Regions from separate parts of the Homo sapiens genome. Here region 1 is linked to region 2. A link is a loop called in an ENCODE intact Hi-C map of the cell type or tissue named here. Cell type or tissue: heart right ventricle. All regions are shown on one strand. Each heading gives the region's core, and the rest is flanking DNA. Links, peaks and the distances in the headings are about the cores only.

What was found. Hi-C counts contacts between places; a loop is a spot of excess contacts. Peaks named below come from ENCODE experiments on the same cell type or tissue, not always from the same donor. Only the 100,000 strongest peaks of a DNase experiment are listed, where the experiment ranks them.
Region 1: it touches region 2 in a loop (3-fold over the local background); 19 of 110 quality-filtered maps call a loop at or near these places.

Annotation. Positions count from the first base shown.
Region 1 is chr4:75,842,208-75,852,920 of GRCh38, reverse strand. No RefSeq gene overlaps it. Among named protein-coding and RNA genes, the nearest start is that of PPEF2, 55 kb to the left of the region's middle. In heart right ventricle, for the core only: a CTCF peak has its summit at 4,470 (motif pointing right); no DNase peak of the experiment used is centred there; H3K27ac peaks cover 459 bases.
Region 2 is chr4:75,647,910-75,658,622 of GRCh38, reverse strand. G3BP2 (G3BP stress granule assembly factor 2) reads left to right here. Exons shown (of 12, transcript NM_203505.3): 4 at 893-1,066; 5 at 1,609-1,699; 6 at 2,753-2,855; 7 at 3,377-3,557; 8 at 4,542-4,640; 9 at 9,882-9,984. Among named protein-coding and RNA genes, the nearest start is that of G3BP2, 20 kb to the left of the region's middle. In heart right ventricle, for the core only: a CTCF peak has its summit at 4,589 (motif pointing left); no DNase peak of the experiment used is centred there.

The DNA.
Region 1 (10,713 bases), core at 1,338-9,337, 190 kb before region 2:
CTTCCCTGGTCTTTTCTAATTAAATATCAATGCCATCCTACCAGTTCACTCAGGTGAAAGACAAAGCAAAAACTAAAACAAAACCCTTGGAATAATACTTGACTTCTCTCCTCATTTCCCACATCTGATCGATCTTGTTGACTTTCCCTTCAAAACACATCTAAAATTGAGCCGTTTTTACTCCCCATTGCTACCACCTTAAAATCATTAGTCCAGTTATTTATTAGTCCATACTATTTCTCACGTGTCCCCAATTCTTCTTTTGCCTCTATTGAAGGGCTTCTCAAATGTTTTCATCTCAGGATCCTTTTATACTCCCAAAAAGTACTGACGATCCCAAAGAACTTTTGCTGATGTGGCTTATATCTATTGATATTTACTGTATTAGAAATTAAAACTGAGAATGGCAAGGCATAGTGGCTCATGTCTGGCACTTTGGGAGGCCAGCTGATAACACATGGAGCAGAAGAATCACCCCAGTTAACTCACAGAATTGTGAAATATCATAGGTGGTTATTGTTGTTTTAAACCACTAACTTTTGAGGTATTTGTTATGTAGCAGTAGATAACTCAAAACATTGACAATCCAAGGAATTAAAGTTTAGTTGTATTAATCAAAATAGAAGGATAATTTCAGGAAGGGCTCATACTTCCCAGAAACGATCTTTTCTGAGAAAATGCTAATAGTCATAAAAGAATTTCTCTGTTTTAGCATTTTTGACATGTCTTCAAGTTGTAAATAAGTGTTTTAGGTTTTGGTTATTTATTTATTTATTTATTTATTGAGACAGTTTTCGCTCTTTTTGCCCAGGCTGGAGTGCAATGGCCCGATCTTGGCTCACTGCAACCTCCACCTCCCGGATTCAAGCGATTCTCCCTCCTGCCTCAGCCTCCTGAGTAATTGGGTTTACAGGCATGTGTCACCATGCCCAGCTAATTTTGTATTTTTAATAGAGATGGGGTTTCTCCATGTTGGTCAGGCTGGTCTCGAACTCCCAACCTCAGGTGATCCACCCGCCTTGGCCTCCCAAAGTGCTGGGATTACAGCTGTGAGCCACCGTGCCCGGCCTTGTTTTGTTTTTTTAAAAAAACAATTATTACTAATGCTGGACATAGAACTCACATGCAGACATAATTAGGGTTTCATAAATCTCTAAAGACCATTATTTTATTTTGTTTACTTATTTATTTGAGATAGAGTTTTGCTCTGTCGCCCAGGCTGGAGTGCAATGGCACAGTCTCAGCTCACTGCAACCTCTGCCTCCCGGGTTCAAGCGATTCTCCTGCCTCAGCTTCCTGAGTAGCTGAGATTACAGGCACCCACCACCACACCCAGCTACTTTATTTGTACTTTTAGTAGGGATGGGGTTTCACCATGTTGGTCAGGCCGGTCTCGAATTCCTAACGTCAGGTGATCTACCCGCCTCAGCCTCCCAAAGTGCTGGGATTACAGGCATGAGCTACTGTGTTCAGCCATAAAGACCATTATTTTAAATTTGAGTGTTTATTTCTATAGAACTCAAAACCTCCTTTAGTCTGCATTTTAATTATTAAAACAAAGGGATAAAGTTTTTAATCCCTGTGTTAGTGTCTTGAAATATTTCTCAGTCACAGACTCAGAGACTGTTAAGAATTATAAGGAATTTCAGATATTAAGTACAACCTCTAAAGCATTTCTCTGGAGAAAAACCTCGAAAGATACACGTGTCCTCCAGGCTTTGTGGAAATGCTCCAGGGTAGAGGTCACTGCTCCTACAGGCAGCCTAGTTCTGTATGTGGAGAGATATATGAATTAGAAAGGTTTTTTTCTGTTAACTTTTATACCAGGCATCGGCCTGGTATAAGAATGTGGAGTCAGAAGATTTGGATTTCAGTTCCTGGCTGTAGGATCTAGGTTATCTGAGCTACAGTGGCCACCCTGAGCTTCTGCGACTCTGCTTTTCAGGAGCAGGGGGAAGCTCTACCTACCTACATCAGTGTGTCGAGATTTCTGGGGGCGTGGGGGGATGGGTGGGGGAGATGCTGATTAACATACACAAAAAGACACAGAATTGTCATTGACATAACCCTCATCTTAGTCTTAAACTAAATGATACAGAGCTGAATCTCTTTATTACTATTGATTGATCATAAACTGGTTTATTTTTCTCACAGATGAAGATAATTTTAGACATGATTTTTTTGTAAACAGATTAGTTATTAGATTTCATTTTAATTTTTTTAACTCTTTTTTTAAAGACAAAGTCTCGCTCTTGTCCCCCAGGCTGGAGTGCAATGGTGCAAACTCGGCTTACTGCAGCCTCCGCCTCCCGGGTTCAGAGCTCCCGAGTAGCTGGGATTACAGGCGCCTGCCACCACGCCTGGCTAATTTTTGTATTTTTAGTAGAGATGGAGTTTCACCATGTTGGCCAGACTGGTCTCGAACTCCTCACCTCAGGTGATCCGCCCACCTCGGCCTCCCAGAGTGCAGGGATTACAGGCGTGAGCCACTGCACCCGGCCTAGATTTCATTTTAATTTTTGAACTGTTTTAAACACACTTGGTTTTTTTTTTCTGTTCTGTAAATTAATTTTTATGGTTCTATTTATGGCAAATGATATTGATTTCTCTATTACAGTATTGAGGTAATACTATCTTTTTTTTTTTTTTTTTTTTTTTTTTTTTTTTTTGAGACGGAGGACGGAGTCTCAATCTGTTTCCCAGGCTGGAGTGCAGTGGTGTGATCTCAGCTCACTGCAACCTCCGCCTCCCGGGTTCAAGCGATTCTCCTGCCTCAGCCTCCTGAGTAGCTGAGATTACAGGCGTGTGCCATCACACCTGGCTAATTTTAGTATTTTTAGTAGAGACAGGGTTTCGCTATGTTGTGGCTGGTCTCGAACTCCAGACCTCAAGCGATCCGCCCACCTCAGCCTCCAAAAGTGCTGGGATTACAGGCGTAAGCCACTGAGCCCGGCCGTGTTTTCTTTTAAAATAAAATTATCTAGAGTTTGAAAATCTCTTTGTCTTGCAGATAAAGTACAAACTCTGTGACCCAGCCTGTGCCATATGTGCAGTCTCAAAACTCTTTCTAGACACTTGGATCTTCCTGCAGCCTGCAAACACACCACTCCTCTCACATTCTGTTTCCCCTCCCTGAGTTGCCCTCCTTCCTGTGGGCCTGGCCTTTATTCTTCAAGACCCAGCTTCAACGCCCTCCCCTCTGTGCAGCCTTCCCTTGACTGCTTCCTCCTCACTGCCTCCTCTCGGGCACCAGCTTGCCTTATGTTGCTCAAGGTAGAGCCTGAATCACCCACTCATTGCAGTGACTGGCGTGCATGCCGGCGGCCTCCACTGCTCTGCGAGTTCCCTCAGAAGACAGGGCAGGTTTCATGTGTCTGCATGGGCACACAGTAGGCAATCCATAAATATAATTTGAGTTCACAAATATTAATAAGGGTCCAAATATCCTTGTTTCTATGTTGGAATCCACCACCAGTTACAAATTCAGTATGAACTGTCTCTAGGAAGATAATGGTCAGAAAAAAATTGCATCACACAGAACCCAACCTAGTCACCACAACACCAAAAATTCATTTTTTCTTTTAAACAGAAAGATTAAAAGCCAACATGCACAAACGTTTTTATTTAAGTGATAATATTCTGGGGTTGTGAGCACACGGAGAAACAGGCACATTATTGGTAGAGGTGTAAATCAGAGCAAAAAATGCTCATTCTCTTTGACTCAGAATTCCATTTTCTATATGACTGTTGACAGAAACACTCTCAAGAATGCAAAGGCCATATGTACAAAGACTTCCTGGAAGCATTGTTTGTAAAAGCAAAAACCCCGAAATCTACCCATAAAGTCCACTAATAAGAGATGAGGTGAGCAATTATCCCCATCCCTATGTTCCAGGAAATACTATGCGGCCACTGGGAAGCATGATCTATGATTCACTGTGGTTACTCTTGGGGCTTGAGATCTGGTGGGATTTTCATTTTGCATTCAGTGGTGCACCAGGAAAGACTTGAATGAAATTTCGGAAGCCAATCTGATTGCCAAGGCTATTACTATTCAATATCTTTTGGGGTTTTTCTTATGATGATGAGTTACTTTTGTAATTAAAAATTACGATAAAATACATATTTTAAAATCAGATGTCGCTTTAGAAAAGGGCCATGGCCAGGCATGGTGGCTCATGCCTGTAATCTCAGCACTTTGAGAGGCCAAGGCGGGTGGATCACCTGAGGTCAGGAGTTCGAGATCAGCCTGACCAACATGGCAAAACCCCATTTCTACTAAAAAATACAAAAGTTAGCTGGGCACGGTGACAGGCGCCTGTAATCTTAGGAGAATCGCTTGAACCCCCGGGGAGGCGGAGGTTGCAGTAAGCCGAGATTGCGCCATTGCACTCCAGCCTGGGAGACAGAGCAAGACTCCGTCTAAAAAAAAAAGGGCCACTACACCTCACTACATTATTTTTTTAAGAGCCACTAGATGTCGCTCTGAGCAAATGCTCTGTGTGGCAACAGTAGCTGCTAGAAAATGCTGATCCCTTATCACCAACTAGCTAGAAATAGCAATGTTACCAGGTCACAGGAAAACGCTGACTCCCAAGGAAGAGTCCCCATAGAATGCCTGCCTATGCTGGCACCAAATGGTAGAAATCAGGAGAGGAGAGGAGCAAACACACAGAGCTGAAGGGGCCGGGACGTCTGATGGGGATGTGCAGGGCTAAACTTGGACCCAGAGTTAGAAAAGGGGTCCTCCCAGCCTAAACTGGGCACTTCATGGTCACAATTACACAGGTCCCTCCTTAATTCTGGGCCATGATTTTATGTGTATTAGCTGCCTAGCCTTCACAATTGGTTTTGTTACCAAAATTTGTCCCTTTATGTAAGACCTTACAAGCATCTAGGAAGTTTTGAGAAAAAAAAATTGGCCGGGAGTAGTGGCTCACACCTGTATTTCCAGCACTTTGGGAGCCAGAAGTAGGTGGATCGCTTGAGCTCAGGAGCTTGAGACCAGCCTGGCCAACATTGTGAAACCCCTTCTCTACAAAAATACAAAAGTCAGCTGGGCATGGTGGCACACGTCTGTAGTCCCAGCTGAGGCAAGAGGACCACTTGAGCCCGGAGACAGAGGTTGCAGTGAGCACTCTAGCCTGGAGGACAGAGGGAGACTCTGTCTCAAAAAAAAAAAAAAAAAGAAAGAAAGAAAAAGAAAAAAAATTAACCCAAATCGAATCAAGCTTCTGGATCTACCTATTAAATTATAGGAGCTACAAGGCCCAGAGGAATGTGTTAAATGATGCCAGGAGGCTGTGGTCAGTGAAATCCAGACTGTGGGGACTTGGCAAGACAAATGGTTTCTTCAACAAATAAATTAAAAGGAGGCAAACAGAGAGAAATGAAGGGAAACCTATAGATTAAAACAGACTTATGAGACATATCAACCAATTGCAATGTGTAGAACTTACTTGGATCCCTAATCAAAGAAGCTGTTTATTTTTTTAATTTCTTTTTCTGATAAAATGTACAGCAAACAAAGAAACTGTTTGTTTATTTATTTATTTATTTATTTATTTATTTTTGAGACAGTGTCTCAGTCTGTCGCCCAGGCTGCAGTGCAGTGGCATAATATCGACTCACTGCAACCTCCACCTCCTGGGTTCAAATGATTCTCCTGCGTCAGCCTTTCAAGTAGCCTGGATTACAGGCATGCACCACTACACCGGGCTAATTGTTTTTGTTTTTGTTCTTTTGAGATGGAGTTTCGCTCTTGTTGCCCAGGCTGGAGTGCAGTGGCACGACCTCAGTTCACTGCAACCTCTGCCTCCTGGATTCAAGCGATTCTCCTGCCTCAGCCTCCCTAGAAGCTGGGATTACAAGCACCCGCCACCATGCCCGGAAAATTTTTTGTATTGTTAGTAGAGACAGGGTTTCACCATGTTGGCCAGGCTGGTCTCTAACTCCTGACCTCAGGTGATCCACCTACCTTGGCCTCACAAAATGCTAGGATTACAGGTGTGAGCCATCGCACCTGGCCAGAATTTTTTTTTTTTTTTTAAAAAGACAAGAGATGTGTGAATGCCCACTGAGTATTTGGTGATATTAAGAATTTATTCTTTTTTTGGGTGGGGGGGGGTATGGTGATGATATTGAGGTTATTTTATTATTATTATTTTTTGAGACAGAGTTTTTGCTCTGTTACCCAGGCTGGAGTGCAGTGGCATGATCTCGTCTCACTACAACCTCTGCTTCCTGGGTTCAAGCGATTCTCCTGCCTCAGCCTATTAGTAGCTGGGAGTACAGGTGCCCACCACCATGCCCGGCTAATTTTTGTATTTTTAGCAGAGAGGAAGTTTCACCATGTTGGCCAGGCTGATCTCGAACTCTTGACCTCAGGTGATCCACCCTCCTCAGCCTCCCAAAGTGCTGGGATTACAGGCGTGAGCCACTGCGCCTGGCCAGAGGTAATTTTTTTTAAATTCTTAGAGATACATACTGACATAGTTACTGGGATTTGTTTCAAAATAGAGGCAGGGGTGTGAACAAAATGAGGCTGGCCCTGAGTTGATCGCTGTTGAAGCTGGGTGATGATTACATGAAGGTTAATTATACTATTTTATAACCTTTTTTGTTTGAATTTTTCTATAATAAGCAGTTTTCAGACCTCAAGGTGGGAAGAATAAATGACATACTTGCCAAGGCAAACAAACTTTCTCAGGGCATGACTGGAGCCAGATGAGAACCATCCTTAGTCATTAAACCTTATGAGTGGAAAAGAGTTAAATAAACAAGAGTTCCATTTATTAGTTTTGTTGGATTTGGGGTGGAGGTGGAAATCACCTAATCTCTTTAAGCCTCGGCTTCCCCATCTGTAAGATGAGCATCATACAGTGATATTTTTCAGAGAACATGAGATCTGTTAAAGTAAATTAAAATGGAGACCAGGCTAGAAGAATCATTGAGCAGACAAAGCCAGCTAGGCCTCATAGGTGATCTTAACCTCGCTTGATTTGCAAACATAAGAAAAACTTATTTCTTGTAAATGTCTGTGTTAAAGAAAAACAGAACTTAAGCTCCACCAATCAGAAATAGCCAACAAACTTATCTAAGTAGGGACTTTCCAGTAGTATAGACCAAATAAGGCAACTTTATAGCTGTAACAAATCAAATCTTTCCTATGTGTTACTTAGGTATTCATGGTATAAAAGCCTGTTCCTAGGGCTGGGCATGGTGGCTCACGCCTGTAATCCCTGCACTATGGGAGGCAGAGGTGGATGGATCACCTGAGGTCAGGAGTTCGAGACCAGCCTGACCAAAATGGTGAAACTCTGTCTCTACTAAAAATACAAAAATTGGCCAGGCATGGTGGCGGTTGCCTGTAATCCCAGCTACTCAGGAGGTTGAGGCAGAAGAATCACTTGAACCCGGGAGGCGGAGGTTGCAGTGAACTGAGATCGTGCCACTGCACTCCAGCCTGGGCAAAGAGTGAAACTCCATCTCAAAAAATAAATAAATAAATAAAATAAAAGAGCCTGTCCCTCTTTCATACTTCCTTAATGGAGCCCCTAAACTGCTCCTGGTTTGGAGCTGTGTGATTCATGATTCATTGTTTGCTCAAATAAACCTTAAAAATAATTTTTTGTGCCTCAGTTTACCTTTTTAACAGACTAAAATGAGAGCAGCACATACAAAAGTATTTTGAAACCCATAAAGTGCAACCTAAGTGCTGAAAGTTGTTTATGTGATGACACTAGTTCATTTATTCACATACATATTCCATGAACTCTTACGGAATACCTAACTAAGGGACAGATACTGTGTTAGGCATAGCAAATACAAAAATAAATGACAGTTTTGCCCTACTTTGTCTAATTCAGTGTTTCTCAACATTGGACACATTGGAAAATACCTGGGCCTGGGTGTCACTCCAGACCAATTAAATCCAAATCTCTGGGAATGGGTCCTGGGCATCCGGATTCTTAAAGAAATTTTACAGGTGATCGATTCTAGCGTTAGCCAGGATTGAGAACCATTTGCCTAACTGATCTTTGATCATGAGTAGTTCTGAAACAATCATTAAGAAGACCAGGACTGGGAACAGTGGCTCATGCCGGTAATCCCAGCACTTCAGGAGGCCGAGGCCAGGAGTTCAACACCAGTCTGGGAACACAGAGACTCTGTTTCTACAAGGAAATTTAAAAAGTTAACTGGGTGTGGTGGTGGCAGTGCACCTGTAGTCCTAACTATTCCAGAGGCTGAGGCAAAAGGATCGCTTGAGCCCAGGAATAATAGGTGACAGTGAGCTATGATTGCGCCACTGCACATACACGCACAAACACAACACTGGGTCTTAGTTTCTACAGTTTTCAAGCAACTTTTAATGACCAGAAGTACCCTCCAGGAATCCACTTCCTAGAAGGATAGATCTTGTCCAACTGTGTACTCTTTGTGGCCATCTGACCTCCCAGTTGCTGACACAAGAGTCAGGCAATTTCAGATATCTCCAGTGGAATTTTCCATTGTGTTTCTCTTCCTTATAGGGATTTATTCTTTCTGATTATGCAAGGTTTTGGGTTTTGAAAATTTCCCAGTTTCAGATCTGAGCAAGGGAGACTGGCCAGAGTTCCTAAGTCACATTCCAAGTTAGACCTTTTGGAGTTTGCACCCCCTGAGTCATGCTGAAACCTTGGGGTTTGAGGTAGTAGAACAGTGAGCCTGGCCACACTATCCTATCCAACACAGAACTCCCCAGCAGCAGCTTCCTGTTTGATTTCTCTGTTTTTCTAGAAGAGTCCAAAAAGAAAGAAATAGGAGCAGCTGAAATGCCTAAGAAAGGAAAGAAAATCTTAATTAGGAGACTCAAGTTTCTGGGGAGACAAAATGAAATAATGCTGTGAAAGCACAGTCCCAGATTCTCCAGATCTCTTTACTGGATGCCAGAGCTGTGTAAAACTACAGATAAAAGATTTATTTGCAGTGGGGATCTTATTTTACTTCTTCCCTCTCCATATTCAGGCATCTTTCTTCCTCAATGCACATTCTCAAATGCAAGACACCTGCTGGGATATTTCTGGGCACAGAAAAGGTCTGGAGGGAGCCTGGGCAAGATGGTGAGACTCCCGCTCTACAAAAAATACAAAAATTAGCCAGACATGGTGGCACATGCCTGTGGTCCCAGCTACATGGGAGTCTGAGGCAGGAAGATCACTTGAGCCCAAGAAGCTGAGGCTGCAGTGAGCCGGGTTTGCATCACTGCACTCTGGCTTGGGTGACAGAGTGAGACCCTGTCTCAAAAAGAAGAAAAAGGGCTGGGCGCAGTGGCTCACGCCTCTAAGTCCAGCACTTTGGGAGGCCAAGGCGGGCGGATCACAAGGTCAGGAGTTTGAGACCAGCCTGGCCAATATGGTGAAACCCCGTCTCTGCTAAAAATACAAAAAAAAATTAGCCGGGCGTGGTGGCACACGCCTGTAATCCCAGCTACTCAGGAGGCTGAGGCAGGAGAATTGCTTGAACCTGGGAGGCAGAGGTTGTGGTGAGCCAAGATCGCGCCACTGCACTCCAGCCTAGGCGACAGAGCAAGACTCCGTCTCAAAAAAAAAAAAAAAAAAAGAGAAAAAGTTCAGAGGGAGTAAAGCACACACTCTGGAATCACAGACCCAGCTCCATCCCTTCAAATTGTACAACCTTGAGTACAAACGCTTACATGTTTCCCTATCTGTACAGTGAGTTCATGATAGTATCTACTTCATCAGGTTGCTGAGAGGATTAGATGAGATAAGACATGCAGAATACTTAGTACAGGGTCTACCACACAGTATGCTATTAGGTTTACCATGGTGAGAAGTCTCCTAGAACAGTGCTTCCCAGCTTTACTGTGCATATGAACCACCTGGAGATCCTGTTTAAAAGTACATGTGGGGCCGGGCATGGTGGTTCATGCCTGTAATCCCAACACTTTGGGAGGCTGAGGCAGGTGGATCACTTGAGATCAAGAGTTCGAGACCAGCCTGGCCAACATGGAAAAACCCCATCTCTACTAAAAATACAAAATTTATCTGGGGTGTTGTGGCGTATGCCTGTAATCCCAGCTACTTGGGAGGCTGGGGCAGGAGAATCACTTGAACCTGGGAGGTGGAGGTTGCAGTGAGCCGAGATTGCACCACTGCACTCCAGCCTGGGAGACAGAGCGAGACTCCATCTCAAAAAAAGAAAGAAAAAAAAAAAAAGCACATTCAAGGTACAGAGTTTCAGTTTCAGATGATAAAAAAAGTTCTGGAGATGGAGTAATGAGGTTGTACGATAATGTGAATGTACCTAATGCCACAGAACTGTACTTAAAAGTGGTTAAAACAGTAAATTTTATTATGTACATTTTACTACAATTAAAAAAAATAAAAAGCACATTCAATAGCGTTTCTAGCAACTTCCTAGGTGAGGCTGATGATGCTGGTTAAAGACCACACTTTGAGTAGCAAGGTCCTCTAGGTAATGAACCACCACCATCAAATTGGTATTACACTTTACAGTTTACATAGGCATTCTATATTCCTTGTCTCTGTGATCCCCATGGTAACAGTACATGGTACTGTGTCCAGGCCAAATGCAAATCTTAGTCACCTGCAGACAACATCTTGACCTTGGGTAGTAGCCCTTTCTATCAAATTAGGGCTGTCTCTCTCTATAGGCAAATAGGATGTTATTTGAGAGGTCCTTGACTTTTTC
Region 2 (10,713 bases), core at 1,470-9,469:
CCCAAGTAGCTGAGATTACAGGCATGCACCACCACACCCGGCTAATTTTGTATTTTTAGTAGAGACGGGGTTTCTCTATGTTGAGGCTGGTCTCGAACTCCCAACCTCAGGTGATCTGCCCGCCTCAGCCTCCCAAAGTGCTGGGATTACAGCCGTGAGCCACCGCGCCCGGCCGGCTTTTTTTTTTTTTCCCCAATATGATTGTTATTGGTAACTGAAATTTATGTTTGACAGTAATTGTCAGCATAAATTGTCAATAGTTGTTCAGTTTGACAATAATTGTCAAACATGCTTGAGTTCTTAAACATCATTTTTGTATGAAACATGGTGTTATATTACGATGGCTACAAAGGAGAAAATGGTATGTTTTATATCATTGATGTATTTTATACATGAGATAGTTGAGACAGTGTATTAAGTTTATACAAATCTGAGCTAAACCCTATGCTATAGGAATGCACAGAAATGTATGTTTCCTATGGCCTAACAGGGAAGGAAGACTTTGTGTAGAGGATGTGAGACCACAAGATTTGGCCTTACCAAATAAGGAATTATAAGTAGACAAAAAATAGCATCAGCAAACACACAGTAAAATTATGTGTAAGTTCAAGGAGCCGTCAACACAATTTGTGAGAATGACCAAATACTTACTACAGAAAAGTGGGAGAAAGCTGTATAAAGCCCAGATTACTGCACAATATTGGAGAGCTATTGTGATTTCTTCTTTAGGAACATCATTCTGGCAGTGATGCACAGCATGGTCGTTGGATTCAGTTCAGGAAGATTAGTTAATATTGCAGAGTTGTAAGGAAATCAATGAGGGTAGGTAATATTATTGTGTAGGTAATGCAGTATCACAGAGTTTATATTTTTCCCTCCCTCCCTAATAAAGGATATACACCACAAAGTATTATCTCTGAACTTCAGTGAATGTCATACTAAAATTCGTCATGTGGATGCTCATGCAACCTTGAGTGATGGAGTAGTTGTCCAGGTCATGGGTTTGCTGTCTAACAGTGGACAACCAGAAAGAAAGTTTATGCAAACCTTTGTTCTGGCTCCTGAAGTAAGTTTCTCAATTCACTTAGTTTTCATTTATATGGTTGCTAGTTGGTTGAAGTGTCCAGAGGTTTCTTCTAATAGGTTTAGATTTGCATATTGTTATTTTTGGGGAATTTGTGTTTGACCTGTTGTTTGAGTGAGTGCGTGTGTGTACATGTGCTTTGACTATTTGGAATTAAAAATCAAATACTGATACAAGTTTGTAAATAGATGATTAAGATTACATTAATACAAAAAATATATTGGTATATTTGAAAGGTTACATTTGAAAACAAAATAGAAGAGTTCTTTTGGTTTCTTTTCTATTAAATAGCTGTTTCTTGAGTTCTACTAGGTTGGTGCAAAAGTAATTGCGAGTTTTGCTATTATGTTTTTTTGAGTGACCTTTTTATTTTATATAAACATCATAGCATGTTCAGCATTGGAAAATTATATTGAGTCAAGATCTCTAGTATTAAAATGAGAAATTGTGTATGCCATGTAATTTGCTCTTTTATATAATACCAGATTTCTGGATATTTATGGAATAAATGTTGTTTCCTATAGGGATCTGTTCCAAATAAATTTTATGTTCACAATGATATGTTTCGTTATGAAGATGAAGTGTTTGGTGATTCTGAGCCTGAACTTGATGAAGGTGAGGTTACTTTGAAGATATGAAGATAGAAGGGTTCTGTTGGTACTCTTTATGGACTAATTTCTATAAGTATGACATCTACGGAAATTTGCTGCTTTATTGTAACTGTGTCAAACATCCTTTTTTCATGGTTTTGTTGTTGTTGTCGTTGTTACAAAAAGATGTCCATTGTTTGAAAATATACAAAATTTGGATGTCAAGGAAAAAGGTTCCCCTCAGTCTCATCCTCTGTAGATAACCAAGTTTGGTGCCTATTGGAGAAGGTTTTTGGATTCTATACTTGGCAACATGTATTTTTATAAATGTGGAATTACACTGACTCAAAGCTTCCTTTTTTTTAATGTAATAATATGTCTTTGTTGGCTGTCTATGTTGTGGCTATGCCGTAATTATTTAATTGATCTTCCATTGATGTACAGTGGTTAGTTTCTTTATCATTATTGCTCTATTAAATATATGTTACAAAGGAAGCTAAATTGTGGCTTTAATATAACTTTTTTCCTTTTACTGAAAGATTTGTTTTTTTCTAATAGAGTACAATAAATATTAAACTTCATCCTTGCTCTCCAGTTTTTGAGAGAACAGGGGATATTGTAGTTGAATGCCTTTGTTATTAAAAAAAAAAAAATTGGAGCCGAGCGCGGTGGCTCATGCCCGGAATCCCAGTGTTTTGGGAGGCCAGGGCGGGTGGATCACTTGAGGCCAGGAGTTCGGGACCAGCCTGGCCAATGCAGTGAAAACCCCATCTCTACTTAAAAAAAAAAAATTAGCTGGGCATGATGGTGCATACCTATAACCCCAGCTACTCAAGAGGCTGAGGCAGGAGAATCGTTTGAACCCAGAAGGCGGAGGTTGCAGTGAGCCAAGATCACACCACTGCACTCCAGCCTGGGCAACAGAACAAGACTCCATCTCAAAAAAAAAAAAAAAGGAAAGAAAATTGTCAAATTTTCTTTTTTGCTATCATACCACTTCCTTAAACATGTTAAAAATATGTCCGTTAGAAATTGTGAAGCCTCTTTAAAAAAGATGTGCTGTATTATGTATTTTCAGAATCAGAAGATGAAGTAGAAGAGGAACAAGAAGAAAGACAACCATCTCCTGAACCTGTGCAAGAAAATGCTAACAGTGGTTACTATGAAGCTCACCCTGTGACGTAAGCATACTATTTGCAAGGTTAAATTTGGTCTGAACTATGTCAGCAAGGTGGTTTCTGTTCCTAGAATTATTGTTGAAAGTAAATTCTTGATAAAACCACCTATTATGTCAGTATTTGAGTACCTATTGTGTATATGCAAGAAATTTGGAAAGAATGGTTTTATTTAATACAAAAATTGAACATGGCTTGCACCAAAACAGTGGTTCCTTACTGATAATGTAGAGTGTTGAAGACAACACAGAGTAAGCATTTTATTTTTATAAAAGATAAGGTTTATAGTTAGCACTAAAGTAAACATTCTTAGTAATTCAGTTTTGAAATGGTGGGATTAAAGAACTGCTACTTGAGAGTATTATTCCTTCTGTCTTATAGCTCTTTTTGGAATTTTGCTTTGAATACTTTGTAGATCTAGAACAAGTTATTGGCATATAACTAGTTACACCCATTGGATTAGAGAGAAATTGAATTTTTTCTTACTTGAACTCCTACTAAAAAGTGAACTAAATATTTTATTGTAGTAATGGCATAGAGGAGCCTTTGGAAGAATCCTCTCATGAACCTGAACCTGAGCCAGAATCTGAAACAAAGACTGAAGAGCTGAAACCACAAGTGGAGGAGAAGAACTTAGAAGAACTAGAGGAGAAATCTACTACTCCTCCTCCGGCAGAACCTGTTTCTCTGCCACAAGAACCACCAAAGGTTAGATCAAAGAACTCTTTAGACTTACAACATCACATGTTCAAATTTGGTGCTGTTAATGAAGTATGACCTTTTTCTATTATGTTAAATTGTTTAGTAAATTATTTTATGTATATGAAAGAAGCTGTGGGGTTTGTTTGTTACCTGAGAAAATGTTATTGTTTCCCTGCCCCGCAAAATACCCCTCTAAGAGTGAAACTTATAACTTAAGATGAATCCTTGTCTGTATGCATTGTTTAGTAACTTATATGAAATTATTTGGATCCATGTATAGAGCTGTCAGTTGTTCTTTCATTCTGTATTAAATTCTCTGAGCACAGATGCACCAGGAATCATGCAGTTTCCCAACTTAAACAAGTTGGTCTATAATTAAAAGAAGAGATACCTGTTGTTTGTGGTTTAAATGGGATCAGTTTCCTTTCTACACCAATTAAACTATCTTGGAAAGATGAGTGACATCCTTAGTGTATCATGTAAGCCTACCTGAAACTTCTTTTATCTTTCTTCAAAGTCAAAGGTTAAAGTATATTTGAGTGGTGATAGGAGGAGATTCTTTGTTCAATTTGTGAATGTCAGAGTTTCCAGCTAATACTCTCTTCTTTCCTATCCTTCCCTCTCCCGTTAACACCATCACACACCCTATCTTACCCCCAAAGGGGAAATAAATTGTTTCTATTAGGTTCAGGTTTTTCTAGCATGTTTGTTAGTGGTTTTGTTTGCCACTTGCTCATCTACTTAGAGTACGTAGGAACTTGCTTATGGTTTTACTTAGTAGTCAGACAAAAGTTATAAATAAGCTTGCATAATGAGATTTTGAAAGCTGGCACATAGACTGGCATGTGTGTGTGTGCCTTTCTTTTAGGAGTCTTCCAATATAGAGCAATAGTTTAGAAATGAAAAGAAAATATATATTTGGAAGTTTCCCTATAGGAATGTTGGTGGTTTTCCATGATTAGTAGTCTAGGTTTGTTGCATTTCCTGCAGGCTTTCTCCTGGGCTTCAGTGACCAGTAAAAACCTGCCTCCTAGTGGTACTGTTTCTTCCTCTGGAATTCCACCCCATGTTAAAGCACCAGTCTCACAGGTAACCAATCTGTGAACACATTGGATTGTATCCTTGTTACATTGCCAATTGCTTATTTTTAAAATACTTTTAAAAATGAGTCAATCAGAAATTATGGATTAAATATACAAAAAACTTGTATTATATGTCAGTGCACCCACTTTAAATGTCAAATCTCCATTCATCATCTACATAGGTGGTATTTGGGGTTTGGGTGTGTGAAATACAGATTAAGTTGGTTTTTACCAGTATATAATATTGTCATTTAAAAGGCTTCTTAAAATAACAAAAAGAATGTTCCTTTTTCAAAAGCTTCAAATTCTATTTAGCAAAAATATTTTAGGTAAGAAATTCGGAGAGGCACAAAGTAGTGTGGCGTAATAAAGAATCGTTTTTGTTTTTTTTTTTTTTTTTAAAGCAAAAAAAAAAAAAACCAGGAAACTTTTTAACATACGCTGCCTAAGCTCTCAGTGTGTAAGTGGTTCACACCACTTAATTGAAGCCTGTACCAACTTATGACTGTAGTGTTCACCTTAACTGATCATTCTAGTATTCTGCTTTTTGTCTGTTTGTCATCTTACCCATTTCAGAGCTTTCAAAAATGTGAAAATAAGACACTGCCTACCTAAGAAGTTTGTTAGATTTAGTTTAGAATGAACTAAATTCTAATTAAGTTTATCAGCATATAAAGGGTGTCCAATTTTTTCCCTACATTTTGCATTAAACTTCATTCCACTAGAAAATTTATGTTTGAAATGTTAGTATATAAATGTATCTTTTATATGTTCTAAGCAGTGAAATTTTGAGGTTTTAAAAGTAGTAATTTTTAGTTTTTTGGTGTTGGGACACATAATCAGCTACATAAAAGTAGAATACGCCCGTGATACTTTTTTTTTTTTTTCATTTGGGTATTCAGGCAATGCGTGGTTACCCTTATGTAAGATGGTCACCCAGAGTTCCATCTTAACAAAGGAAATTAGTTTGTGCAGTATTGTTTTGTGCTTTTCTACCCATATGAAGACCCAATAAATAACTTTTGGCCCTTCTTTTGGAATCTTCATTTCCTATCAGATTTGGATTTGGAACCTTTGGATTATTTCATTTCAGAGAGTTTAAACAGTTAAAAGTTAAAATAGCTAGTGCTTATGCCTTTGATATGCGCCAAGCATTGTGTGAAGCACTTTTTGTTCATTTTCAGTGAATCCTCACAACCACCCTGTCAGGGTGGGTACTATTGTTTCTGTTTTAGAGATCAAAAAATTGAGGTCTAGAGTAACTCACAGACATTTATGTACATAGTAGGGTTGGGCTTTGAAGTCATGCAGTGGGACATGAGTCCATATGTGGCTCATGTAAACGTTTATTTTTTTGAGACAGAGTCTCGCTCTGTCGCCCAGGCTGGAGTGCAGTGGTAGTGGCAGTGGCGTTATCTTAGCTCACTGCAACCTCCACCTCCCCAGCTCAAGTGATTCTCCTGCCTCAGCCTCCCGAATAGCTGGGATTGTAGGTGCCCGCCACCACGCCTGGCTAATTTTTGTATATTTAGTAGAGACGGGGTTTCACCATGTAGACCAGGCTGGTCTCAAACTCCTGACCCAAGTGATCCACCCGCATTGGCCTCCCAAACGGTGGGGATTACAGGCATGAGCCACTGCGCCCAGCCTCATGTAAACCTTATGCAATTCTCCAGCACCTTGCTGCAGAGTCATGTATCTTATCTGTATTTGCATCAAAGAGGACTCTTAAGACATGCCTGATTAAATCCTAGTCTCTTGCCCAGAAAAATACCTTCATATTTATCTCAAGTAGTTTGCCTTAAATATATTTTCAAAGTTAGTTGTAGGAAATGAAGTTGTATTTCCTATGCCACCCCTTTAATAAAACAAAAATTTTAAATGTTTAGAATTTAAACTTTAAAAGAACGTTCTAATGTCTTTAGGCTATACTTAAAATGGATTCATGATATTTCTACTTGATTTAATAATCCTTCAATTTTAGTTTGTTACTTTTGTGTAGTATTCATTTCCTTGTACTTTGAACATAGATTATTGATAAAAGGAAGTTAATTCCAGGGTATTGGTAGGCATTAACTTAGAAGTAGGTAAGTTAATTTCTTGAATAAAATATTTTGTCTGGAAATTGACTAGTTCACCTACAAAGCTTATGTTTAATTGAAGGGCTTATTATTTGTGGTTATACCTGCTTTTATTGACTTGATTTGATGGTTCTGTACTTACTTCATATTCTGTTTGACCTTCATTTGTGGGTTTGTCATTTGATCATACTTTCTGGTTGCATGGAATTAATTTTAAGGCCCTCTACTGTGTGGCATATTGGCCATGTTATCTGTTCAGAAAAACTAGTTTTAATCATGAAACTGGAGACCTGAAGAATTATAAGTATGCAGCTGACTTAGTTAACATATGTCAATCAGTTACTGAAAGGGACAGTGTTAGCTTTTTGTTCTTGTATTTTTCTTAAACTGGCATCATCAGATATCTACTTAAAGTCAGATTCCTAAATCAATGGCATGAATTATTTGTAAGATGTTGGAAATTATTAATATTTAACTTTATCTGTTTTTAATTTTCATCCTTAAAGAATAAGGAAGAACTTTATTTTGCTACTTGTAGTTACTCGTGTTTTGATAATCTGTTTTGAAAAGAATTTAAATCAGTCAAGACCAGGGCCTCAAGTTCTTTGATAACATTTGGATTGAATGAGTCTAAGGTTTTTCTTAAATTTTGTAATAAAGGTGCATTTAGTGTTTTTATTAATTGCCAGTAATACACTCACTTTATTAAACTTTGACAGAGTACGTTTATTCTCTAATTCTGTTTATATTCATACTGAAGTATGCCTTTAGACCCCCTTAGTTGAAGTTTCTAAATAACTGCCTTTTTCAGCATCACATTTTGCATCAAATTATTATATAGAATTAAACCCCAAATACAGATAGCGGTGGTCTCAGGGCTGTCACTTACGTATCTTTGTCAGACATAGAACATTATCCTGCATGTTTTGGGTCAGAGAACTAAAAATGTAATTTAATTTAAATGAACAAATAGTTACTGAACATCTGTGTCTAATAGCACTGTGCTTGGTTCTTTGGGTGATGTAAAAGTAAGTTAAGATATGGGCCTTGGGCACTGGCGTGCCTGTAGTCTCAGCTGCTTGGGAGGCTGAGGCAGGAGGATCACTTGAGCCTAGGAATTTGAGGTTACAGTGAGCTATGATTGTGCCACTGCACTCCAGCCTGGGCAATAGAGTAAGACTGTGTCTCTCTAAAAAAATAAAAGATACAGACTTTATAGGAGTAAATACATATAAATAACAACAAAACCTGGAGAGAGTTAAAAATATTCATTTTATAACTAGTAGAATTCTAGAATATGGTAAGCAACTTCATCTTGAGGGAAATAGGACATTGACATAGAGGAAAACAGAATTTAGGAAGAGGCAGGCAAACTTGGTTAAACTGTTAGCATAGGAGTTAATATTCCTTTTGGTTACAGTGGCTGAAATCATTTACATTAAATTGTCATTTTTGAAAGAAGCTTTTTTTTTTTTTTTTTTTGAGATGGAGTTTCTCTCTTGTTGCCCAGGCTGGAGTACAATGATCTGCTCACGCAACCTCCGCCTCCCAGGTTCAAGTGATTCTCCTGCCTCAGCCTCCCTAGTAGCTGGGATTACAGGCATGTGCCACCACACCCGGCTGATTTTGTATTTTTAGTAGAGACAGGGTTTCTCCATGTTAGTCAGGCTGGTCTCGAACTCCCGACCTCAGGTGATCTGCCCGCCTCGGCCTCCCAAAGTGCTGGGGTGATAGGCATGAGCTACTGTGCCTGGCTGAAGGAAGCATTTTTGTGTCAGAATTTGTCCTTGTAAATTACAATATCTGTTATATAAATGATTAAAGAGTTTGAGCCGCTGCATGGACTGAGGTCCTCAGAGATGACCACTTTTTTATTTATTTACTTATTTATTTCTGTGAGAAGGAGTTTCACTCTTGTTGCCCAGGCTGGAGTGCAGTGGCGTGATCTTGGCTCACTGCAACCTCCGTCTTCCGGGTTCAAGCGATTCTCCTGCCTCAGCCTCCCAAGTAGCTGGGGTTACAGGTGCCTGCCACCACACCCAGCTAATTTTTTGTATTTTTAGTAGAGACTGGGTTTCGCCATATTGGGCAGGCTGGTCTCAAACTCCTGACCTCAGGTGATCCGCGCAGCTTGGCCTCCCAAAGTGCTGGGATTACATGGAGATGACCATCTTTAAAGATGGGACTGAAATTACTAGCTTTCTGAGTTGAGGACATGTTCTCCATATCCTGTTGGGTGTTTTCAGCATCCTTTGTAGGCTCATATATTTGTCTCTCCTTGGACCATAAATATTTGGGTAGTAGAAGGTCTGAAGAGGTTGGGAATACTGAAAATGCTGTTGTCTTGAGGAAAAGGTAATAGCAGACGCCGATGTAATTTTGTTTTAAAAATAATTATATGTTTAATTCAGCAGTTGGCAGAAACTTTTGGGAGGCATCTTAAACTGTCCTATTACTCCCAGACCCCTAGTTAAGGAAAATCGTTGGGACCAATACTTCAAATGCATATTTTTCTCATAAGGAAGAACAGTAGGGAGCTAAAGGACTTTAACTATTTGAGATGCTACATACAAGTTCCTATAAGTTTCTGTCATTTTTTTAACATGCATTTTAACCTTACAGGTAGCAATTTCAGGTGTTAGAGCAAGCTAATTTTTATACTTTGAACTATAAAAATACTGATTTTAAGGTTATGGGCAGAGATTTAGGCAATACTACTGAGCACTGTTACATTTGAAGGATAGCAAATTAGATTTTCAGAAATTATGTGTTATGTATTCTTGTCTAAGATGAAGATGGCTTTTAATTTTGTTTATGTATTTACATGGAGTGGTTCATCTTGCATTTTTGTGATTTTTTTTTTTGGTAGCAATACCTTTTATGCTATTTCAGTGTTGATATAACTTTAATGAAAAAATGTGACTGTAAAAAGCAACTTATTGTGAGTTACACAGCATTAAGTGGGAAAACAAAAGCTACCTACAGTCCTAGATTGGTACAGAATATCTTGATAAAAATTTATTTTTCTCATACATAGGACACTATGTTAAAAACATTCTAAACTTAAAACTACTGTTATGTCTGCTAGTGACTTGTCGTTAGGTGCTTTGGTTGGTTTTTCTCCAGTGGAGTGTTTTTTATAATGTTTTTTTTTCTTTATATTTTAGCCAAGAGTCGAAGCTAAACCAGAAGTTCAATCTCAGCCACCTCGTGTGCGTGAACAACGACCTAGAGAACGACCTGGTTTTCCTCCTAGAGGACCAAGACCAGGTGAGTCAGCTCCTTTATAGCCTTTAGCATTTAACATTTGTAAGGCTGTAAAAGACTGAACTTAAACAAAAAACTATGATGCGTTCTATACACAGACCCATATAGTCTCAAATTGCTTAAAGATGTGATGTGAGCAACCTGCTAAATAGTGTCTGGGGCCAAATAACCAATTTTTAGGGAGGATTGGTTGACATGCCATGGTGACATATTTTGAAGGTGTAAAAGACTTAAGTCTTATTTGGTTATTGTCACGGTTTTTTGTTTTTTTTTTTTGTTTGTTTGTTTTTTTTTTGAGACGGAGTCTTGCTCTGTCGCCAGGCTGGAGTACAATGGCGTGATCTCAGCTCACTGCAACCTCTGTCTCCCGGGTTCAAATGATTCCCTTGCCTCAGCCTCCCAAGTAGCTGGGATTACAGGCACACGCCACCAGGCCCAGCTAATTTTCTGTATTTTAGTAGAGACAGGGTTTCACCATGTTGGCCAAGATGGTCTCGATCTGCTGACCTCATGATCTGCCCTACTCGTCCTCCCAAAGTGCTGGGATTACAGGCATGAGCCACTGTGCCCGGCCTAGTCACTGGTTTTAAGAGTTCAAAACCAAGCTGCCAATAACCTACTCTCTTAGCAGTCTTATCTCTTTACAGATAAACAATAAGCCCATTTTGATTCTTAGGTATTAAGTAAGTTGCCATGATTTTTGACTTGTTTACCTTGTTAGCTACACATGTA